Linked DNA regions of Mus musculus: region 2 is linked to region 1. The links are chromatin loops, found by intact Hi-C in ENCODE. Cell type or tissue: heart. All regions are shown on one strand.

Region 1 (5,000 bases):
CACAGGGATGTCGAGGGGCTGACAGGGCTGCACCACTGACCTTGCCTGCAATTCAGGGTCAGGGTTTCCTCAGAAGGACTTCTCTGCAAGCTTAGGAACCAACCTCTCCAAATCTGGGAAGGCAGCCACCATCTACGCTTCCATTTGTGGGCATCACCTACTGGCCCTCGGAGACAAACGGACCTGCACACCTAGCCTACCACAAGACTGCCTGACGCTCCCAGGCCTGCTGAGTACAACTGTCTGCCCATCTGCATGTAAGTCTTCCAGCCAATAGCTCCCCCAGACACTGGGAGTAGCTGTTATCCTAGCTCTTTGCACACACCAGTGCAGGCAGAGAATTCATTGGGCTTCTTGGGTGACAAAGAGCAATCTCAGTAAATCATACAAAGATATCTGTTCCACATACACATAGCAGAGCCCGGGAGTTTCCTCAAGTATGCATCAAGGTGCTCTGTGCTTGGTATCTCAGAAAACCTTGCCCACAGGAGCTAGTCCCCTCCTCCCAGCCCCCCAACTTAAAAATCATATCAGGGAGAAGGATGCTAAGATTCCTGCTCAGCTATATCACAAGGCTGCCTCATTGTTCAGGCCTCCACCTCTTAGCCACTCCTCCTTCTCCAAGTCTGGTCCACCTGATTAACTCACACCATAGCAACTCCCAGACAGAAGTAGAGCACACACCATGGGTGAAGAGGAAGCCGCGCTTGTTTAAAGCACCCACTCTGCTCCCAACCCCCACACTTAGCTACTCACTGGTTCTGAATGTGGCCTTTGGGCACCAGAAAAACAGACAGCTTACTGTAATCATGCATGAATGAGCTTCTGCTGCCCCACTAGCACAACAGGCCGTTTCATAGGGCAGTCAGTCCTCAACCTTCGAGTTGTCTCTCTGAATTGTCACCTCTCTCTCTCTACCAAAAGATATGGGAAGGGGCAAGGATTCAAGGAGAGGGAAGAAAAGAGACTCGTGGAGCCTGAAGAAAAAGTATCACCTCCATCAGACAGGTATCTAGCCCCTTAAAATATTTGTAGAGAAATGTAAGGGCAGGAAGGCTTTAGTAGACACAGGTAAACGGCCTCAAGATTCTAGCATCAATCTAACAATGTGTTCCGGAGAACCACTGAACTTCCACCCCTACTGGCGGTGGGTGACATGAGATGAGACACCATCTCTTAGGTCTCACCTACCCTCCAGGCATCAAGCATATGCATTTGCTGTTTATTTTATTTTTAGTTCGGGAGAGGAAGAAACTAGTGGAACTGAGATTGGTGTCCAATCTTTCTCAGATGCCTGCTGCTGCCAAGGCCACCACCCCTCCTCACCCCCTTCCTGGCAGGCAGCATCTAATTAAAATGGCAAGAGCGCTCGGCCCCCTTCCCCGAAGGAGTGTGCTGGGATTAGAGGTGGGGGTGGGGAAGCGTCGAGGCTGCAATGGGATTCCTGGCAGTCTGATTTTCAAACAACAGCAAAATGGATTCTAGATCACTAAAGTCTTATTCAATACAATGGAACGACGTCTGAGGTGTTTCATTAGGTAAAGGCAAAGCGGCCGGGCTCGGGGAAGGGAATATGTTTTACAAAGGACTGTTCACAGACCTGGGACACACACACACACACACACACACACACACACACACACACACACACACACACACACAGGCACACAGGCACACAGGCACACACGCACACACAATCTCTCCAGGGAGTTCCGGTGTGGTGAGGAGAAGCGGTTAAGCTTCTCTTTCACCTGCTGAAGTTCAGCCATAAAACTGAAAGGTCACAGTCACCGAGGGAAGGAATAGGCAGGGCTGAGTTCAAACCACAGATAAAGGTGAGTGCACACTGGCATATAGGGAAGAGCTGAGCCGGAGCCCCAGCACCGGAGACAGAAGCCGGGAAGGGAGTCAGTTAGCACCTACAAGACCAGCCCAGAGCAGCAATTACTGCTCCATTGGAGCAGCAGGGTCCGCTGGTAGAGACAGCTAGCTCACGATGGCATCTTGCAGGTAGCTGGCAAACGTGAAGGGCCAGTGCCTTTCTTCTCCAAGAGAATCTTTTGCAGCAAGGAGCAGTCGGGTCTCGCGCCTTGGCACGAGACGGTTGCCCGGGTACACACACACACACACACACACACACACACACACACACACACACACACACCAGCCTTTCATGTAATGCTCTTACACCGATCGAAGATGAAACTGACAAGCTCTACCAGCTTCCTTGCGGAACCTCGGGAACAGCCTAGGAGCACAAGGGGAGCCCAGCCCCTGCTGTAGGGGTAGGGGCTCAGCCTAGAACCCCTCGGCTGCCCCGGAATTAGAACAGAAAGGCAGGGAACGTTCCCTCTTTCAGCCCTAGACCATTGGAAAAAAAGGAAAAAACACGTTCTGCTCACCCTCAGGGCGGAGAGATCGATTTCATCCAGGCTGCGAGCTGGGGAGTCGCTCGCCATGTCGACTCTTCGCGGGAGAAATGGACCAAAACCACCCCGAAGCGTCTTCCTTGGCAATTCCACCCCGGTCTATTTCGCTCGCGTCCTCATGCGGCTGTCCGCCAGAGAGGCCCGGGGCCCAGCCTCCCCCGCCCACCCGGGCCCCAGCAAGAGTCCGATCCCGATCTTCCGAGAGCGTCGATCCGCGGGATCCCGGAGCCCGACCTGCGCGGATCTCCAAGCCCGGAGCCGCGGTGCGTGTGGGCTGCGCGCCCTGATCGGCTAAGGGCGCTGGGGCTGCGTGGGTGTATTTAAATGGGACATGCTTCTTTGCTTGTGCGTGGATGGCGGCTGCATTGGCTGTTATAATGAGACATATCAACTCCTCCACTCAGCTGGGAGGTGGGGGTGGAGAACCACACAGAACTGTCTATCACCGCTTCCTGGGAGGAGTGGGGGGGGGGGGAGAGGCGTGGTCTCCGACTGGGGAGAGGCCGCGCTTCCTGACCGGGTCCCTCCGCCACTAGCCAGGGTGGGGGAGGGGTACGCACCCTTTCCGCCCCAGCTTTTGAGGGTTAATAGTGCTGAATCTAAACAGCCGTTTTTGAGCCTCTCTGTGCAGGAGCCTGAATGCTGAATATATATTTTTAATGTGTCCAATTTGTGCAGTGCACCAAAATGGCTCTTCGATCGTATCTTGGGGTTTCTTGACTGCGTTCAGATACTCTAATGGTGAAAAGGGTGGTGGGGAGAGGCAGCGGGAAAAGGCAGCAGCGTCCTCCCTCCCCCATTAATTATTTGTGGGGCTGGAGTAAAGGCGGGCCGGTGCAACCGGTGCATATAAGGACTTGTGCGCAGGGAAGGGGATCCGCCTCCCCGCGCAGAGCGAGTTGGGGAGAAGCTCACACGCGCCGAGCCGGCAGCCTGGCTTTGGTGCTGAGCAGTGGCCACAGGGTCACGGTCATTCGCGGCCACTGGGTTGCAGGAAGGCAGGCCCGAATCGTCTGTGGTTCTCTAGGCTGAGTAGGTTTGCTAGAAGCTGGAAATCCGAGAGATGTGAGCTCTGTCTGGATATCGCCACACCCAAGACCTGCGCGTGCCGCAATTCCCCACGGAAATGACCGAATTGAAAAGAGAAGCTTGCTCCCTGGGTGCAGTAGCTCGAAGGATTCAGGTGACTCCAAGGCCGACATTAATTGGGCAACATAGTACCTAACCCAGTGTTTCCTCCTTTGTAGCTTTTCCGCGGTGACCTACCTGGATTCATGGAGAAAGTTTGGCTCTAGGATAGTGAGCCCTGACCCGCGAGCTATTTGACTTCGCTCGCTTTTTCACTCAAGAGCTGGGTGTTTGCAGTGGTAACCCGTCATTCTTTATCAAAAGTGTAAAGTCACTTCCCCAACCCTCTCGCATCCTTGCCTGTCTCCTAGTTTGGCCACGCAAAATACGTCGGAAGAAAACATTTATAGTGAACTCTTCCCACTGGCTTCAACTCATCAATAGTTCTGAGTGTTCCTCTAGCATCTACTGAGATAAAAAGCTAAACATACTGGGGGGGGTTGATTTTTATTTGACTTTTTGTTTTGTTTTCTTTTGGGGGGAGTAGAGGTTCTTTTTGATTTATCTTATTGGTTGTTTGATTTGGTATGGTTATGAGACAGATCTTAAGTACTTAAAGGAAGTCTTCCCTTCACTGTGCAGCTGGGGATGGCCTTGAACTCCTCATTGTCCTGCAAATGACCCCCCCCCCCCCGCCCACCCAAGTACTCAGATTACACATGGACACCAACACTTGGGCTGTTGCCACTTCTTTTTAAAGTCATGAAGAATAAACTAATTATGAGCTTCAGAACAAGTTGAAAGAATGAATGAACGGACCAACACTAATGAAATTAGTGTTAGCTGGACTGTTTAGTCTTGGACTCATTGGGGTGGGTCATGTGCTCTCTAAACCATACCATGAAACTAGAATGCTGTTCCGAACCCACAAGCCTCCACGAAGGGACCAAGTAGAAGCCATCTTTTCCCTCCACCACACTTTTCCTTGTGTGTCATCATCATCTTCTCCTTCTCCTTCTTCTTCCCTTCTTCTTCTTCTTCTTCTTCTTCTTCTTCTTCTTCTTCTTCTTCTTCTTCTTCTTCTTCTTCTTCTTCTTCTTCTTCTTCTTCTTCCTCTCCTCCTCCTCCTCCTCCACCTCCTCCTCCTCCTCCTCCTTCTTATCTCACCCTTTCTCTAGACAACAGGTTAACATGTCTCAAGATGAAGCAAAATAATTTCAGATTAGGGTATTGAGATTCATACGCAGGGCTCCTTTAAAAGCTTCAGACTTGAAAATAGGAGATAAACATGCTCACAGAAAAGTACTACAGACTTAGGTGAAACCACAAAAAGGTCTTTTCCCCTAACTCTAATAGCACAAGACTCTACTTTGGGGTTTACAATAGGTTCAGACTAGTCCACTGCTGCTGAGGAAGCCCCACCTCAGACAGAAAGGATGGATATAGCTTCAAAGAGGGTTCAACACAGTGCACCCTGGGGAGGGAGGGAGGAGTGGGTAGAAA
Region 2 (5,000 bases), 280 kb before region 1:
CTGGAGCATCATAGGTCTCTGGTGAATGCTCCACTAGGAAATGGGTTATACAGAGACAGCTCAGCTAACTACACACACACACACACACACACACACACACACACACACACACACACACACACACTCATGCGCATGTGGGTGCACACACACATACACAAACATACACAGACACACACAGACACACACACAGTGGGAGTTCATTAAGTACACACCCAGAGTGATTGATTAGATACTTTCAAAGTCAACTTGCTGTCAAGTAGTCTCCTGCTGACAGACCACATTCCTGGGCACAAGGTAAAATAGAGTAATGGAGAGGCTGTAAAGATCTCCATCTTCTCTGGTTCTGAGTAAAATCATGAAGTCATCAAAATAAAATCCCTGCCACTCCCCAGTATTCCTTTCTACTTCATCCTTTCCATCAGCTCTTCGGACAAGCTGCTTTTCCTCTTGACGGGTGAAGAGCACAAATCACAGCCTAGGCATGGAGTTTTCTTTGAACAACTTATGTGCATAGCTATCTTTATAAAGAAGTTCACAGTACAGTCTAAATGACTGACATTGTTGGACCTGTTTTCTCTGTGAGGACCCTTTTAAGACTTCTTTTTGTAAAAAAAAAAAATTATTCTTACATATTGGTATCACATCATCTCTAAACAGAATTTCTTAGCAGTTGTCTGAGGAAAGAAGTCCAAGATTTGAACTCAATTCCAAGCTCTGGATTGGCCAAAGGGAAAAGCTTATTCTAGGTACTCTCCTAAAAACAAATCAGCCACAGAGGTCTTGTCTATTCTTCAAACAAATACACTGCACATAAATATAGCCCACTTAAAAGATTAAGTCAGGGGTGAAAATCTAGACACTCTGGTTCTTCCTTGTATAACTAGTCTTATTTTAAAATTTAGTTTTATTTATTTATGTGTATTGGTATTTTCTGCATGTTGTTTCTGTGCACCATGTGTGTGCCTGGTGCCCTGGGAGGTCAGAAGAGGACACTGGGTCCTTTAAAATTCGAGTTAAAGATGGGTGAGATGCACCACGTGGATTCTGGTATTTTGAACCCTTGGGTCTTCCAAGAGCAACAAGTGCTCTTAACCTCTGAACCAACCCTCCAGTTCCCTCCTGGTATATTTTGAAGTGCTTCAAATTATCTATGGCACAGATGTAAACTAGTTAACACGTGTTAAATACGACCACAGTTTGAAGAGTTGCTTACAGCCAATTAAAATATGCATATCTCGTCTGGGATATATATTTTGTAGTGCATCCTCTCTCGGATTTGCAAATGGAATTATTCAAATGTGCTGATCATTAGCAGTTTAAATAAATGACATTTATTTTGGCAGGGGATTAATTTTTAACGAGGCAGCTGCTCTCAGACAGATTGCCGTCAGGTCATTAGAGGGACTAACTTTGAGGGAAGAAGGGTGATTATTATGTTTTCGAGCTTGCATTTCTCTAAAGAGGCGAATGATTTCATCAATGCTCGGAGACACTGGCTCTCAAAGACTTCAGTGTTTGCATGGAGCTCACCTGATTAAAAACAGTAACCAAATGGGGAGAAGTAAGTGAACTTTAAGAGAGAAATTCCTCAAATGTACTATTTGGATGAGAAATATGAGATTTATACAGAAGCTAGGCAACTACCACACAAGACGAGGCTGCAATAAAAAAGAACCCCACAGATTCTTTTCATAGAGAGGCCCTTTTGATGCTGACTTATCTTAATTTTTTTAACATAGTCATTTAAAAAGGCAAATCAGACCAATCAAATAATAATATAATACAGAACACACAAATCCACAAGAGACCCTCCTTTGCAGGGTGGGACAAGTGACTACCGAGATTTGAGCAGAGTTGGGAGACTCATGTTCAAGTTGAAGTTCAGAGAATGTCACCAACTGGGTATGCACCTGTGAAGACCTGGCCCCAGTTTCCCCCTTTGTAGGATTTTGAGGGAAGGTCCTTGAGCTAACAAAGCAAACCCAGGTAGTATCGCCTTTTGCCCACAGGGTGTCTCTCTGCCTAGTGCCTAGCCTGAGAACTCTGAACTGGCCCTAGCTCTCACTGTCCACAGTTTCACTTTCTCTTAACAGGGATTTATGCAGCAGCAATGTCACCAGACGCTGCAGCTCTTGAGGGGCTTTATGACTGTGACTCGTGTCACTGTGTTGGGATGAATGAAGGAGGGCTGCCGGGAGAAGCTTACTGAATGTGACAAGGGATCCATCAAAATTCTGTGAGATGCCAAGTCACACTAGAGGAAAGCCAAGGCATAGACCTACATTCTACTCCATCTCTCCTACAGAGAAGAAACTACGAAGTATCTACAGTGAGCCCGTAGAAACGAGGAACTTGCTGCCATTTAACTATAAAAAGATGCCCCCGATATTTGTATTTTGGTTTAACATAGGAAGCCTTGAGAATATTAGCTTGGGCGTGGAATAAATAGGTTGACCAGTATACGCTGTGTTCTTGTTTGGTAGAAGCAAGGAGTTCCTCAGTGCTGTGGCACAGAAGCCACAGAGAGTTACAATAGTGTGCAGCCCATTTGAGAAAGCTAGAAGACCTTTGTGACTGAGCATGGGTGTGCAGGCATATGTGTGTCTGCACCTTCATGGGTCGGACAGATGTCAGTCTTGGCTATTATTTCTCTGAAGCCTTGAATTTTGATACAGGGTCAGTCATTGGCTTGGACCTTGCTAGGCTGGCTGGCTAGAAAGGCTGGGATTCTCCTCAGAGCTGGGACTACGAGCCTGCATCACCATGACTGCCTTCTGTGTGGCTTCGGGAAGACTCACTCAGGGCCTTCTGCTTCAGAAGCAGGTACTTTGCCAACTGAGCTATCTCTTCAGGCCCTCTGAAACTTTCCACTTTAAAAGATGATGTTTAGACAAATATATTAATCCTGATTTAAATATTGTGCATATATAGAAGTAATGCCTGAAACCCCTTTCGTATGCACAGATGGAATATTTTTCTTTCTATAACATATTTTTTATCCACTTTACATCTGAATCACAGCTTCCTACTCCTTCCTTTCCTCCCAGTCCCGCTCTTACAAATCCCTCCCCCATTACTCCCTCTCCCTCTCCAAGAAGAAGGGGAAGCCCCACCTTGGGTACTGACCCAGCTTGGGTACCACCCCACCCTGGGACATCTAGTCCCAGCAGGGCTAAGCACATCCTCTCACTGAGGCCCAACCAGGCAGTCCTGTTAGGGGAAAGGGATCCAATGGCAGGCAACAGAGTCAGAGGCAGTCCCCTCTCCAATTGTTAGGGGACCCACATGAAGACCAAGCTGCACATCTGCTACAAATGTGTATTGTGAGTACAAATGTGAGTACAAATGTGAGTTCCTATGCTAACTTTGATCAGTAATGGAGTGTGACCTGAGAGTTGTGAGCTGAATAATTTTATGCATCATTAAAAATGAATCAAAAGACTTATTAGATGAAAAAGGATAAAAATAAGAATATAAATATTGCCAAAACGAAACTATAACCAACAACACAAACCTGCTCTATTTCTCAAGAGTAAGAAGAATACATTCAAAAGCATAGAAAATAATTTCAATATCATTTTGTAAGTAGGAAACCAAATACTGTGGGTAAATTCATTATGAAACAGTTATTACTTGAGTATCTTACAATCTTAGATCCAGATACCATTTTTCAAATCTCCTTTTGTGTAAGCCACATGCAGGTGCCTGTGAGGATCATCCCCTGAAAAACTGAGGACAAGGGGCTGGACATGGCTTCACAGCCCAACCAACTCATACCTTGAAATCATATGTGGCATCCGGGTTCTCATCACAGGCAATGACTTCTGGTGCCATCCAGTAGGGAGTCCCGATGAACGTGTTCCTCCTGCCCACAGTTCGGTCAAGCTGGGCACTCACTCCAAAATCCACTAATGAGAAGACAGTTGAATAAATTAGAACCTCAGATTGGATGTGAGGGTAAAATGAATGTGCGTTCTTCAGGCAGTAAAGTGTATCTATAACATAAATGTTATGATTTCATCTGGTTTATTCTGTATAGAGATATCACTATGTTTATCACTGCATAGAGAAGAAACTCAGTTGAGATAAACATCTCCATCATGTTGCCTGTAGGCAAGTCTGTAGGGGATTTTCTTGATAGATGATTATGGAGGGACCTAGCCCATTGCGGGTGGAACCATCCCTGGACAGGCAGTCATGAGGAGGATAAAAATGCAAACTAGGCAAGTAGCACGGAGCAAGCCAGTAAGCAGCACTCCTCCATGGCCTCTGCTTCAGCTCCTGCCTCCAGGTTCCTGCCTTGAGTTCCTATGCTGACTTTGATCAGTAATGGAGTGTGACCTGAGAGTTGTGAGCTGAAATAAATCCTTCCCTTAACCCATTTCCTTTGGCCATGATGTTTTATTACAGCAAGAGTAACTTTATTAGGAGAGATTTTATCCACTTTTATGCACATTTTCTGGGCCCAGTAAAGCCTTTAAGATGGCATCATTCTCACCCCATCCATCCCCGGAACATTTTCATCTTCTGCCAGCGAGGTTCTATACCATTGAGCATTAACAACCTATGTCCCACACATTACCCAGTCATCCTCCTGCTCCCATCCCTAGGACACTCCCCTCTCCTGTAAAAGCAAAATTATACAGAATACATCTTATTTCACATAACATAAGGCCCTCAGAGTTCAGTCAGGCTGTAACGTATGTCACAGTTTTCTTCCTTTTTAATGCTGGATAATTTTCCACTAAATTTCCATTTCTACATTTTATCTTTTCCTCTGGTGATGGGCATTTGGGTCCCTTCTACCATTTCTATAACTCGAATGCCTACTTTTAAATTTAATTATTAAGTAGATACATACACCAGTGAGGAAATCACAAATTGTAGTATTTGATTATACCAAGGCTCCCCTGAGATCAAAAGAAGTAGGAGTTTGGTAAAAGCCTTCATGGCCACAAATGATAACACACACAAAATAGAAATCAAGACCTAAGGGTTTG

Evidence for each region. A loop is a pair of places that touch in the nucleus more often than their neighbours do. Peaks named below come from ENCODE experiments on the same cell type or tissue, not always from the same donor. Only the 100,000 strongest peaks of a DNase experiment are listed, where the experiment ranks them.
Region 2: a loop joins it to region 1, with 2.2 times the contacts of the local background. A loop is called at or near these places in 13 of 42 quality-filtered maps.

What each region holds. Positions count from the first base shown.
Region 1 is chr3:28,261,102-28,266,101 of GRCm38, reverse strand. It overlaps Tnik (TRAF2 and NCK interacting kinase), which reads right to left and starts at 2,888. Exons shown (of 33, transcript NM_026910.1): 1 at 2,403-2,888. The coding sequence starts at 2,459. In heart, no CTCF peak of the experiment used is centred here; DNase peaks (open chromatin) are centred at 2,771 and 3,331; H3K4me3 peaks cover 3,428 bases; H3K27ac peaks cover 2,426 bases; H3K27me3 peaks cover 279 bases.
Region 2 is chr3:28,540,876-28,545,875 of GRCm38, reverse strand. Tnik (TRAF2 and NCK interacting kinase) reads right to left here. Exons shown (of 33, transcript NM_026910.1): 7 at 3,778-3,908. Among named protein-coding and RNA genes, the nearest start is that of Mir466q, 120 kb to the right of the region's middle. In heart, a CTCF peak has its summit at 1,999; a DNase peak (open chromatin) is centred at 2,135.